2 separate regions of the Homo sapiens genome follow, and region 2 is linked to region 1. The links are chromatin contacts, found by Hi-C in ENCODE. All regions are on one chromosome and are shown on one strand. The core of a region is the stretch at or near the end of the contact, and the rest is flanking DNA. Distances in the headings are between cores, read along the strand shown.

Region 1 (5,708 bases), core at 1,710-4,209:
GGAAGGCTCAGGAAGCCAAGGCACGTCTTTTGGGGCCAGTCTCTTCTGCTAGGTGTTCAGCTGAGAAAGCTATGAGAGGCCTGGACTCAAGAGCTTTTTAAAAAAAGGCTCCCCACGGTAACCAGGCTAGAAGAGAGAGAGGTAGCTTGCATTTCTCTGTCTCATGTCTCTAAGGTTCTTGGAGGCTTTCTAATTTATCCTGGTAGGGGACATGTGACTTAGAAACTGGCTTAGGACTCTGCCATGAGGCGGGGTCTGGTAAGTAAATCTGGCAGGGGAAGGAGAGACACAGTCCAGCTTTCCCAGATGCAGGTTGCACATGCTGTCTTTTTCTCTGACTATATGTTGGAGGCAGTGAGTCCTGGTGTGTAGAAAGCCACATGTTGGGCACTGTGTGGACAGACAGGCAGGGAGATAGCCTCTTAATTCAGATCACTCAAAACTCAGTGATGAGTTTAAAAAGAGAAAGAAGACTCACAAATAAATGTATGCACAATGCACATGGTAGAAATGAGCATAAAAGGGCCTGGCTTTACTACAGAAATAGCTACAGAAAAGCTACGGATATGTGTGTGTTGGGGGTTGGGATCAATTGTGGAGCTAGACAAGGGAGATAGCAGGCATGTCGCTGGGGGTCTGCAGTAACCAAGCAGTTTTTCTGGAGTCTGTGGACACCAAAGAGGCATTTGGAAGGAGGATGATCTGGCTTGGAATTGAGGGCTGGGGATGACATACCTAAGGTGGAACAGCATGTGTCTTGGAGAGTCAGCATGGGTAGTTATGGGGTGAAAGAATGTACTGTAGGTGTCCAGCTGGAGAAGGGTTCTTGAAAGTCATGAACATCTGTCCCAATTCAACAAATAACTCACATCAAGTTTGAATTCTGTGCAAGACACTACAAGAAATGCACCCATGACCAAGGCAGTAGCTGGACTCAGGGATATCCACTCTTGAATGCTCTTGGAAGGAAGAGAGTTGAGACAAGTAGACTAGGTGGGCGAAGGTCAATGTATAAAGACCACACAGTTCAGGGAAGAATTCCTCTTGGCTATGGGAATCCGGGAAAGCCTCCCGGAGAAAGTGGTATGCCACTTTCTTTTTCTTCCAGTCCTTCCTTCCTTCCTTCCTTCCTTCCCTCCCTCCCTCCCTCCCACTAGATAGGGAGTGGGTCTTGAGGATTGGAAAGATTTCAACAGAAGGAGAAAGGGGCTGGGAGGACATTTCTTTTGGAGGCAGCATGATGAGCGAAGGCAAGGGAGTGTGGAAGCGTGAGGACAGGATGGGAAGCAGCTAGCAGCCCAGTCTGGCAGAAATAATGATAGTAATAATAGTGACTAACACTACTGAGCCCTAAGTACCAGGAGGCACTGGGCAGGGATGTGTATGGAGTGTGGTGCCAGGTTGTAGGAGGACTTGAATGCCAGGAAAGGCTTTTGGGAGGGTAAGTTAACAAGCGCAGAGGGGTTGGATCTGCCTGCCGAAGGAGAACTGGGACAAGGAAAGGGGCTGAAGTAAGAAGTCCCACGCTGAATATGCCGGTAGCAACAGATAGTGAGTCCCGAGCTGTGCCTGAGGGAAGGGAATAGAATCTATGGTTTGAAGTTCACCGCCAGCATGGCCAAGCCCTCCTAGGCCACTGTGGGCTCTTGCTTCCAATCAGACATGACTCCACCTCTGGGGCTGCCTCAATTTTTCCTTCTCTGGATTCTTGGGGTTTCTTAGGATTGCGGGAGATAGAATGGGGTCAGGGGAAGCTGCTCCTTGGTTTACAATGGTGGCGCCTCACGCTGCAGAGAGCCCAGTGTTCCTGCGTGGTGGACCTCTCCCCTTCCTAGGAGCAGCTCCAGATTGCTGGAGGCAGACACGGCTGACCGGCTAGCCCAGGAAGCACAATGGCGAGGTCCTTAGCCCCTGACCCCTGAATCTGACCTTCTCTCCAGCTAAAAGCGGAGGGAGAGGCAGGGAGGGCCACTGCCTAAAGCCGGCCCTGAGCTGAGTTTATTAGCTGAGGGAGGGCTGGAGGCGGCTGCATTCCGACTCACAGACTGGAACATTTCTGTGATCCGCTGTAATGCACTGGGGGACACTGGGCACATTGCTGAAGTTTGACTCATAGGGACCGGGAGGGGGAAAGAGGGGGGTTGTGGAGGGAGAGGAATGGGAGGAAGAGAGGAAGAGGAGAGGAGGGAAGGAAGTCCCTTGAGAAATTTCTTTAAAAAAAGAAAACTTTCAAAATCTGCACCACCCCCACACCCTTTTTCTTTTAATAGGAACAGGCTGGACCCTTCCGTTCCCCTCAGCAGGCATGGTGTGTGTGTGGGGGTGCCAGTGGGGGAGGGCTGGGCAGTGATTCAAATCAGATCCTGGAACTTTCCTGAGGCAAGTCGTGCTTATGTGTGTGTGTGTGTGGTGGGGGGTGTCCGTCTGGGATTCCTTGTATGGGACATGGGACACCACGCGTGTCCCACTGTGCCCGCGTGTGGCTGCGTGCTTGTGGGCTGTACGGGTATGTAGTGTGTGCACGGGGGTCCACCCCGAAGCCCCAGTGTGTGCTGTGTAAATGATTCTGCCCCTTGTAAACATGGATGCGTGCTCGTGTACGTTGTGTATGCGAGGGTGCGTGCGCCCAGGTAGCTGGGTTTCCGGGAATTGTGCACGGCTCGGAGCGCCTCGCGGCGGCTGGGGCTCGGAGCCGCGGCCGGCGTTCCGGGTTCGGCGCTGCCTCCCCGGCAGTGCGCCGCGCCCCGCCGCGATCTGGCCGCGCGCGGTGTCTGCGGCCCGCCTGTGCGCCGCGCGGTGCAGTGTCTGCCGGGGTGGTGTGTCCCAGGGCCGCGAGCGCCTGCCCCCTCCCTCCCCTCCCCCTTGGCCCGCTCTCAGACTCAGATAAAGCATTTCCTTCCATTGTCATCCTACCCGGCCGGCCGGGCTGCCAGGGCCCTCCCCCTCCCGGCCCCCTCCCTTCCTCTCGCCGTCTCACAGTCGCTCTGCAGCCTCCGGCGACTGGGGGGATGTGAGGCCGGCGCCCCAGCCCCCCGCCCCGCCATGAGCCCCCCGCTCTGAGGGCCCCGGCCCCTGGATGCACAGCCCCGGCGCTGGTGAGTACTGGGCGGCCGCCCCCCGCCCCGCCCTGCGCGCGGCACCCAGCGTCGCCCGCCCAGGCTCGGCCTCCGGCCCTGGCCCCGGCTCCGGCTCCGGCTCCGGCTCGGGCTCCCGCCAGCCCCGCGGGCCCAGCCCGGCTTGCGCCCCCCGACCGCGCCTGTCCCGCCCGGCTCCGCGGGGCTCTGGCAGGCTCCGGGTCGGAGCTGGTTCCGGGGGCCGGAGGGCTCGGGCCTCCCGCGGGGCGCCCACATCCGCCCGCCCCGGGGCAGCTACAGGCCCAAGGGAGGGAGTTGGAGGCCCCGGCCGCCGGTGTGCGGGCCCCACGTCCCATCACCCCTGTTCCCGGGGAGGACGAGCCGAGGGACCGGGGAGGGAGGGACGGCCGCGGTGGCCCGGCGAGGGGGCGGTGCTCCGGGGCGGAAGGTTTGGAAGCGCGAGGGCAAAGGGCAGGACCCACTGAGTTGGGGCTGGGCTTTGTGGGGCTGGACATCAGCGCCCCCATCCCGTGGAGCCGGGCAGGGCCCTACTCAGATCCTTCGGCGGGGAAAGAGGTCCCTTGGAGGGGTCTCTGGCTGGGAGGTTTCTCTGAGCATTGCCCCCCATCCTTGCTCACCCATCAGGGTGAAGAGACACCTGTGCCCTGGTGAGCTGTGGAGGTCAATGCCGGCAGCGGCGCGGGAAGCGGGGCGCCGCAGGCTGTGTGAGGGGTGGGGGACAGGATGTGCACCCCCCAGGCCTGGGGTCTGTTGGTGTTGGGGAGTGTGAGAGCAGGCGGCAAATTTGGCGGATGGGCTGGGTTCCCACGACCAGAGTTTCTAGGCCTGTGGGCCAGGAGAGAGCCCTCTGGGGCCCGCAGGCCACCCAGTGCCCCACCCCCATTGCTTCCCGCTGTGGCTGCCCGTTTGGGTCTGACCTCCCCAGCCACGGCTGCTCCTCACTCCTTCTCCCCGCTGGCTGTCTTGCGCACCCAAAGGCCTCCCCCTGCATCTGGACACTGGCTGTCTCGCTGCCAACGCTCCCTGCCCACTCCCCTAGGCAACATCTGCCTGAGGCCCAGCTCTGCCTGCCGCTTTCTAGGGTGAGAATGGGGCATCGGCCCTCAGCGGCCCTGCTGGGAGCTCAAGATCAACTTCTCAGCCTGTTCCCTGGACTTGCATCTGGACCTGTGGGACCTTCCTCAGGACCCCTATTCAGCTATAGGGCTGGCAGGAGACTGTGACTCAGGTCCCTGCCCTCCAATGAGACGCTTTGGCGGCCCTTTCCCCCTCCCAGGACTCCATAGGCTGCTAGGCTGCCGCTACCCATGGGTTATTAAGTCATTTTCTTCTTCTCTGCAGTCATTTCTGAGGGAAACTAAGGCACAGAGTAGTCCCAGTGAGTGGTACCCAGCCCAGTGAACCTAGACTGGAACCAGGTCTTGGACCTATTGGGACTGGTCCTCTGCCTTTAGTCCCCTGATGTCCCTCCTTGCCCAGCAGGGCCAGGCTCAGAGGCAAGCTCAGAGCTGCCTCCTGATGTTGCACCTGGAATGGTCCTGGTGCAGTGTTCTCCAGAGGCCTCTGTGTCCCTTATTCGGCGGGTGTCTCTGTGGCCACCGGGTCTTACAGTGGGTTTTGGGGCAGGGAAGTTTGCATGTCTAAGCTGTTCACTCCACTTTGACACTGAAGTTCAGTTTCCCCATCAGTAAAATGGGGAGAAAATTCCAAGCACACTTCTCAGAGCAGAGCAGAAGAGGTTGACTATGGAGAGGAGAATGAAGGTACTGTGCTATTATCCACCCCCTCCAGTTTGCTTAGGGATAATGGACCTCAGCTTTAGTCCTTGGTGGCCTCTTGGCATGGAAGCTGGAACTTTCTCAATTCTGATATAAAACCCTTGAGCAAGAGAGAAACTCATGTGTGATGGGGTAGGGAGTGGGGACCCTCTGGTAGCTGTGGGCAAGCATGCCCAAGGACTTGGAAGACAGAAGCCTGTGGAACCCCATCTCCTCTTTGCCTTCTTTCTCCTGGCCTTTCATTAAGGGCTGGTAATTTTGAAGTCGGCAGGGGCCTGAGAGAAGGTGAGCTAATGCAAGGCCCAGGGTCACACAGCCAGGGAATGGCAGGCGGAGGGGGCCAGAACCAGGCCTTCTCACTCTGCCAGTGCCCATTCTGCTGGCCCACCCTCCACAGCTTGGCTCTCCCTGGCCTGCCCTCAGTTAGACTTCGGACTGAGGCCTCCAGTGGGGTGTGGGGTATTGCTGGAAGCAGGGCCTGAATAAAGTCTGGGGCTAGCGGGAGGGCATCTGTCCTCCCGGAGGCTCCCAGGACTGTGCATTTGTGTGTGTTGGATTTGTTCACTAGATGGGGCACTTCCTTTGGGGCAGGAAGCTTTGATTTCCTGTGGTGATGGTGAGGAGGGGTTGGTAAGGATTAGGAGTGGGGGGCTCAGCTCTGGGCCATCCTCGATGTTGTTGTTTGGAACCACGGAGGGGCAGAGTTTCTGCTTAAGACTGCTTCTCCCAGCTCTGGGGAGGCAGGAAGGAGAGCCTTGGTGAGGAGGCCCAGGCCAAGGCTGGAGAAGGAGGCTGTGAGAGCAGTGAGCTGGGGGTGGGCAACACAGCAGGAAGC
Region 2 (5,708 bases), core at 3,209-5,708, 7.9 Mb before region 1:
GGGGTTTCACTGTGTTGTCCAGGCTGGTCTCAAACTCTTGACCTCAGGTGATCCACCCGCCTCGGCCTCCCAAAGTGCTAGGATTATAGGCGTGAGCCACCGCGCCTGGCCTGGAGACTCCTTTGTGTTCCCCAGTCTCCACCAACCAGTAAATACATAGTGGTGATGTCGCCATGGAGCCCGTGCACAGTACTCCCCTGGGGGCTGCACTCAGTGCTGGTGCTGGGGCATATAACCTACTCTCTGGAGAGCCCTGCGGGATGGTCTATGAGCTTTTCTGCCAGCAGGACCTGCAAACGCGCAGGTGCAGCCCCTCCTTCACCCTGCGATCTGAGAGATGCCATCAAGCACCGTGCCTCTATCCTTATCCAAAGCTGAGGCCTCTGGACTTAAATTTCAGGCCCCCATTTCAGACCCAACCTCTGGACCTTGAATTTTATCCACCACTCTCCTTACCCTCCCAGTGGGGGGATGGCTTTGATGATGCATCCTTGTTTCCTTCTTCCCTCCCATCCCTATCTCTTCCTCTTCCCTCTCCCCACTCCTCTCTTACACCTATTTTTCAAAAATTAAAGAAAATGTTTTTTAAACTGAAGCCCAAGAAGCATTGATCCTTCATGTATTTTTGCCTCCTCTTCCCCCATCCTTCCCCATGCCTCCCACCCTCCTCTATGTCTCTCACTTTCCGGTTTTTCCTCACCCCTCTCCCAACTCTCCTCAACTGTTCTTTTCCCTTGATTCTGGATCCCTTCTTTCTTCCTCACCTTCCTCATATCCCCTCACCCTCCTCATATCCCCTCACCCTTTCCTGTGCTTAGATGCAGGCTACAAGCTGCTGTGCATGGCACTGGGTCTGGCTGATGCCTACATGCTCTCAGAAGGCTGCAGGTTTGCTTGAGACATCTGTGGCCCCCATGCTGTGTCGCTGGGCCTAGGTGGAGGCGTGGTGAAGCTGGAGGGAAAGCTGGCTTTGCTTGGTGTGGAGGGACAAGGGTCCCCGCCTCAGCACACCTACCACCAACTGGTGCCAGGCAACCAAGAGGCAGCAGCCTGGGCCAGCCAGGACGGCTTGGTGGCATATCTGGATGTCAGGCACTTGGAACAGGTGCTGGGGGATCTGAAGGATGTGAAGGGCCAGGTCTGAGATCAGCCACTTCCCACTAAGAGGCCCCTCTATCCTGCACCCCAGCAAACACATGGAGCTCTGTGTCAACTTTCCAGGCTGTAGAAGTGGGCCATTCTTTGTGTGTATGTGTGTAGTAAAATATATATAACATAAAATTCAGGGACATTGAGTACATACACATTGTGCAACCATCAGCACCATCCATCTCCACAACATTTTCATCTTTCTTTCTTTTTCTTTGAGACAGAGTCTCGCTCTGTTGCCCAGGCTGGAGTGCAATGGCACAATATCGGCTCTACTAAAAATACAAAATTATCCAGGCATGGTGGCGCATGCCTGTAATCCCGGCTACTCAGGAGGCTGAGGCAGGAGAATCTCTTGAACCTGGGAGGCAGAGGTTGTGGTGAGTTGTGCCACTGCACTCCAGCCTGGGCAACAAGAGCAAAACTCCATCTCAAAAACAAAAACAAAAACAAAAAACCTAGATGTTTATGGTTAAGGAAACAAATTAATAATAATAAAAAAGATAATATCGATTCTTACAAAATACAGTAATTAAGAAAATTAATCCTTTATCACAAACTTTTGTAGCAGAGCACATCTCTCCATATATACAAGCATTATACCGAGGGTGAATGTGTTCCTCCTCTTACTTTTTTTTTTTGAGACAGAGTTTTGCCGGGCACAGTGGCTCACGCCTGTAATCCCAGCACTTTGGAAGGCTGAGGGGGCGGATCACGAGGTCAATAGATGGAGACCATCCTGGCCAATATGGTGAAACCCCATCTCTACTAAAAACACAAAAATTAGCTGGGCGTAGTGGTGCGTGCCTGTAGTCCCAGCTACTTGGGAGGCTGAGGCAGGAGAATCACTTGAACACGGGAGGCGGAGGTTGCAGTGAGCCAAGATGGCACCACTGCACTCCACCCTGGTGACAGAGCGAGACTCCGTCTCAAAAAAAAAAAAAAAAAAAAGAGAGACGGAGTTTCACTCTTGTTGCCCAGGATGGCATGCAGCAACACGATCTCTGCTCACTGCAACCTCTGCCTCCTGGGTTCAAGTGATTCTCCTGCCTCAGCCTCCTGAGTAGCTGGGACTACAGGCACACATCATTGTGCCCAGCTACTTTTTGTATTTTTAGTAGAGACGGGGTTTCACCGTGTTGGCCAGGCTGGTCTCGAACTCCTGACCTCAGGTGATCCACCTGCCTAGGCCTCCCAAAATGCTGGGATTACAGGTGTGGTGAGCCACTGCGCCTAGCCCCTCCTCTTACTTTGGGGAACATCCTACTCTGTCTATGGAGCAGCTGTTGTTTCACCACTTTACTTTCTTAATAAACTTGCTTATACTTTGCACTGCGACTCGCCCTGAATCTTTCTTGCATGAGATCCAAGAACCCTCTCTTGTGGTCTGGATTGGGACCCCTTTCCTGTAACAAATGCATTGGCTGATAGGAGAATAAAGAAAAAAAAAGAGGAAAAACTAGAGTAACTTCTCTACATAATCATATTATATGACCGTTTTGTTAACCATGATAACAGTTAACAAAATAATTTTCTTATGTCTAATTCTCAGTCCATGTCTGTATGTCCCAAAATGTCTTTCACAGCTGGTTTGTTCAACCATTCAATGAAGGACCAAACATTGCAGTTGGTTGTTATGTATCTAGTCTCTCAATCTTGATCTTCAGACCACCTTCAGCCCATCTCACCACATCCGTCCCAAGCCCTTTGAGCCAGCCAACCCCAACCTGCCATGTACTTTACAAAATGCTCCTTTTTTTTCCACAGTCGACTGCTTCTCTGTCCCTGGAGCTCTCCCCTTTATTCTCCAAGGTCACCTTGAGCACATCCTTCTGCTCCGTGAAATCCATTCTCCTCTCCCTTTCCCTCCCTCTGAGCTTAACCAGCTGCCACCGCAGGCTTCTGCCTTTCTTCACAGTGTGGCCAGAACTCGGTTCTGCCTGCTAGCAGAGGGCAGGGCCGCTGTCTTCCTCTCCTTGCAGCCCCCAAGCCTAGCACATGCCTGGCATCTAGTGGCAGCACAATAAGGAACCTGATGAATACTCCTTTCTTCTGCTCTCCGCTCCTCCTCCACAGCCTGCCAGCCATGGTCAGGAAGAGCAAGATCCGGAATGGGCTTGGTGTGTCCCGCGGGAAGGCCGTGATCCTGGAAGATGCTTCTCAGCCCAGCCCGGATCTCCTTCCTTTAGCTCTAGAGACTTCTTTCATTCTTTGTGTACACACATACACTAAGACTCAGGAAGTGGTTCTTGAGGCAGGACCTTAAGAGCCCAAGGAGTGGGGCCGAGGCTGGAGGTGTGGGGGTGTGACGGCCGGTCCTACTCTCCGGCCTGTTCAGATCAGCTCCTTCTGGGGACCACCCCTGGCACACAAGGGAGGGAGGCAGCTTGATCCCCCTAGCCCGCTTCCAGCCCTCACCTGGCTTTGTCTTCTGGGATAAGACGGGGAAATCCAGAGGATGTAAGCCTCTCCTGCCTTCGTGTCTTCCCCCAAGCCCTCGCTATCACAGACGGATGCAGGAGCTGTCTGGGAGGCTGGAAGCACAGACCTTGTCAATCCTCCCCCAGAGGGCGGGACCCGACGCGGACGTGTCTTGATTGACTGGGTAGCGTGGCTTCGGGGAAGGGCTTCCTCCCCTTTTCTCAGACTAGGATCCCTGGAAAATGGAGAAGCTGTGCTAATAGAGGGGGGCCAGAAATCCCCACTCTAGAATGCTGTAGAATGTTGGGAGACACCCAGGATGTGAGCCAGGGACTTTCTGGAAGTGTTTGTTCTGGCCCCACCCGACCCCAGGCAGTCCCCAGCTGTCTGCACAGTCGGATGGGGAGGGGGCTTGCACAGAGTTGGAGCCAGAGGAGAGAGCTGGCTCATCCCCTACGGTAGGATGGGGAAACCTCACAGACCACATTGTCACCCGGCCTCAGCTCTCCGCCCCGGCGCTCAGAGGGTAACTCTCACCCACCTCGTCCGCTTCTCTGAACCAGAGTGACCCAGGCTGCGCTCCGCCCCGCTCTCCTACCCCGAGTTGGCACGGAGGTATAGCGCCAGAGGGGGGCCCCAGGCGCCCCGAGGTCTTGCCCTTGCGGCTTTCCCTTTGCGGGGGTGGGCGCCTTCTTCCGGGTAGGGGCCACGTGGCCCTGGCCGGGCGGGGGGCTCGGCCCACCCCGCGCCGGGCCCAGTGACTCAGGCCGCAGCTGTTACCGCGTCACATGAGGGAGGCCGGCGGCCACTCGGCGGGGGAGGGGACCGTGGCTGGAGCCCGGGGCGGGGCCGCGCGGCAGGCGGGGCGGGAGCCGGGGGGCGCAGCTAGAGAGCCCCGGAGCCGCGGCGGGAGAGGAACGCGCAGCCAGCCTTGGGAAGCCCAGGTGAGGCCGCGGGGACCCGGCGGACTTCGGCGCGGGCTGGGAGAGACCACCCGCAGTCCCTTCCTCCAGGGCTCGCCCCAGGCCCGCGGAGACTCGTCCGGCGCTCTCCAGCCGCCCTGGAGCAACTTTGCTTCGAAGTTCCCTGGGCCCGGGCAGGGTGTGGCGGGGGTGCTGGCTGCACTTTTTTTTTTTTTGGTGGGCGGGGAGGTCAGAGCCCAGGGGAAAGGGGCTGGGGCGGGGGTCGGGGTTGGGCTGAAGACCGTTTCTCCAGGCTGGGTGTTGGGTGGGGAAAGGGTGTTTGACGCCCGGAGACTGGCGGGCCGAGGGTCGGCGTCAGGCTCAAGCCCCTGCCGGCGCCCTTGGATCTGTCCTGGGCCCCAGAGGCGGCGGGGCGGGGTCCGGGCTTCGCGGCCGTCGCCCCCACCCCTCTCCTGCGGGTAAAGAGGGGGCTGGGAGACGTGGATCCGACCGCGGGTTTCCGGGTGGGAGGGGCCGGGAATCGGGGCCGTGAAGGGAAGCCCTCGAGGGCCGGCCGGGAGCCCGGAAACCGAGGTCCCCCTTCGGCCAGTTTTAATCCCCCCGCCCTCCCCTCTGCCCCAGGCCCGGCAGCCATGGCGGTGGAAGGAGGAATGAAATGTGTGAAGTTCTTGCTCTACGTCCTCCTGCTGGCCTTTTGCGTGAGTGGCGAGGGGTCCTGGGGGGCGCGCCGGCAGGGTGCGGGGAGACCTGGCTCCACAGTGGTGAGGGCTGAGGGAATGAGAATTAAGGCAGCTGGAGACCAGATGTGGAAAGAAAGCCAGGGAAAGACAGCGCAGCCACTCCCTCCTCCAGTTTTCCTGGACACCTGAGGCTTGTTTCCACCGAGAATGGCCATCCTGGGTGTGCAGCAACCCCTACCCCCATCCCTCCTGGCCCTTCCTGTCTGGTGACCCAACCACTTGTGATATGGGGCAGTGGGGCAACCAGCCAACCGCCTGATGCTATCGCCATGGGGCTTCCCTTCGCTCTCCCTTCTCCCCTCTCTCCCTCCCCAACCCTCTCATCCCTGTCCAGCCCCTCTCCCCCTTTCCCTCCTCCCAGCGCTTGGGGGTGAGGAAGGGCTCTGCCCACTTCAATTTGCTCCTGCCCTGGGCTCCTGGCTTGAGAGGCTACTGTTTGTCTAGGGAGGGACACATCACTCTTGCTCCCTTTTCC

The links. Hi-C counts contacts between places; a loop is a spot of excess contacts on that map. Pooled maps may share reads with other maps.
Region 2: a map of ascending aorta shows a loop between it and region 1 (4-fold over the local background). The contact joins the promoter of CD63 here to the promoter of HDAC7 in region 1. A Hi-C loop is called at or near these places in 2 of 168 maps with a recorded cell type or tissue (ascending aorta and esophagus muscularis mucosa) and 6 of 50 pooled maps.

The regions. Positions count from the first base shown.
Region 1 is chr12:47,817,154-47,822,861 of GRCh38, reverse strand. HDAC7 (histone deacetylase 7) reads left to right here and starts at 2,959. Exons shown (of 26, transcript NM_015401.5): 1 at 2,959-3,095. The coding sequence starts at 3,077. RefSeq lists enhancers at 1,197-2,118, 3,457-4,030, 4,748-5,408, 5,655-5,708 and silencers at 2,669-3,008, 3,149-3,228, 3,239-3,548.
Region 2 is chr12:55,727,759-55,733,466 of GRCh38, reverse strand. It overlaps CD63 (CD63 molecule), which reads left to right and starts at 4,458. Exons shown (of 8, transcript NM_001780.6): 1 at 4,458-4,514; 2 at 5,115-5,191. The coding sequence starts at 5,126. CD63-AS1 (CD63 antisense RNA 1) reads right to left here and starts at 4,373. Exons shown (of 2, transcript NR_183514.1): 1 at 4,112-4,373; 2 at 2,615-3,805. RefSeq lists silencers at 4,112-4,491, 4,762-5,061 and an enhancer at 4,026-4,632.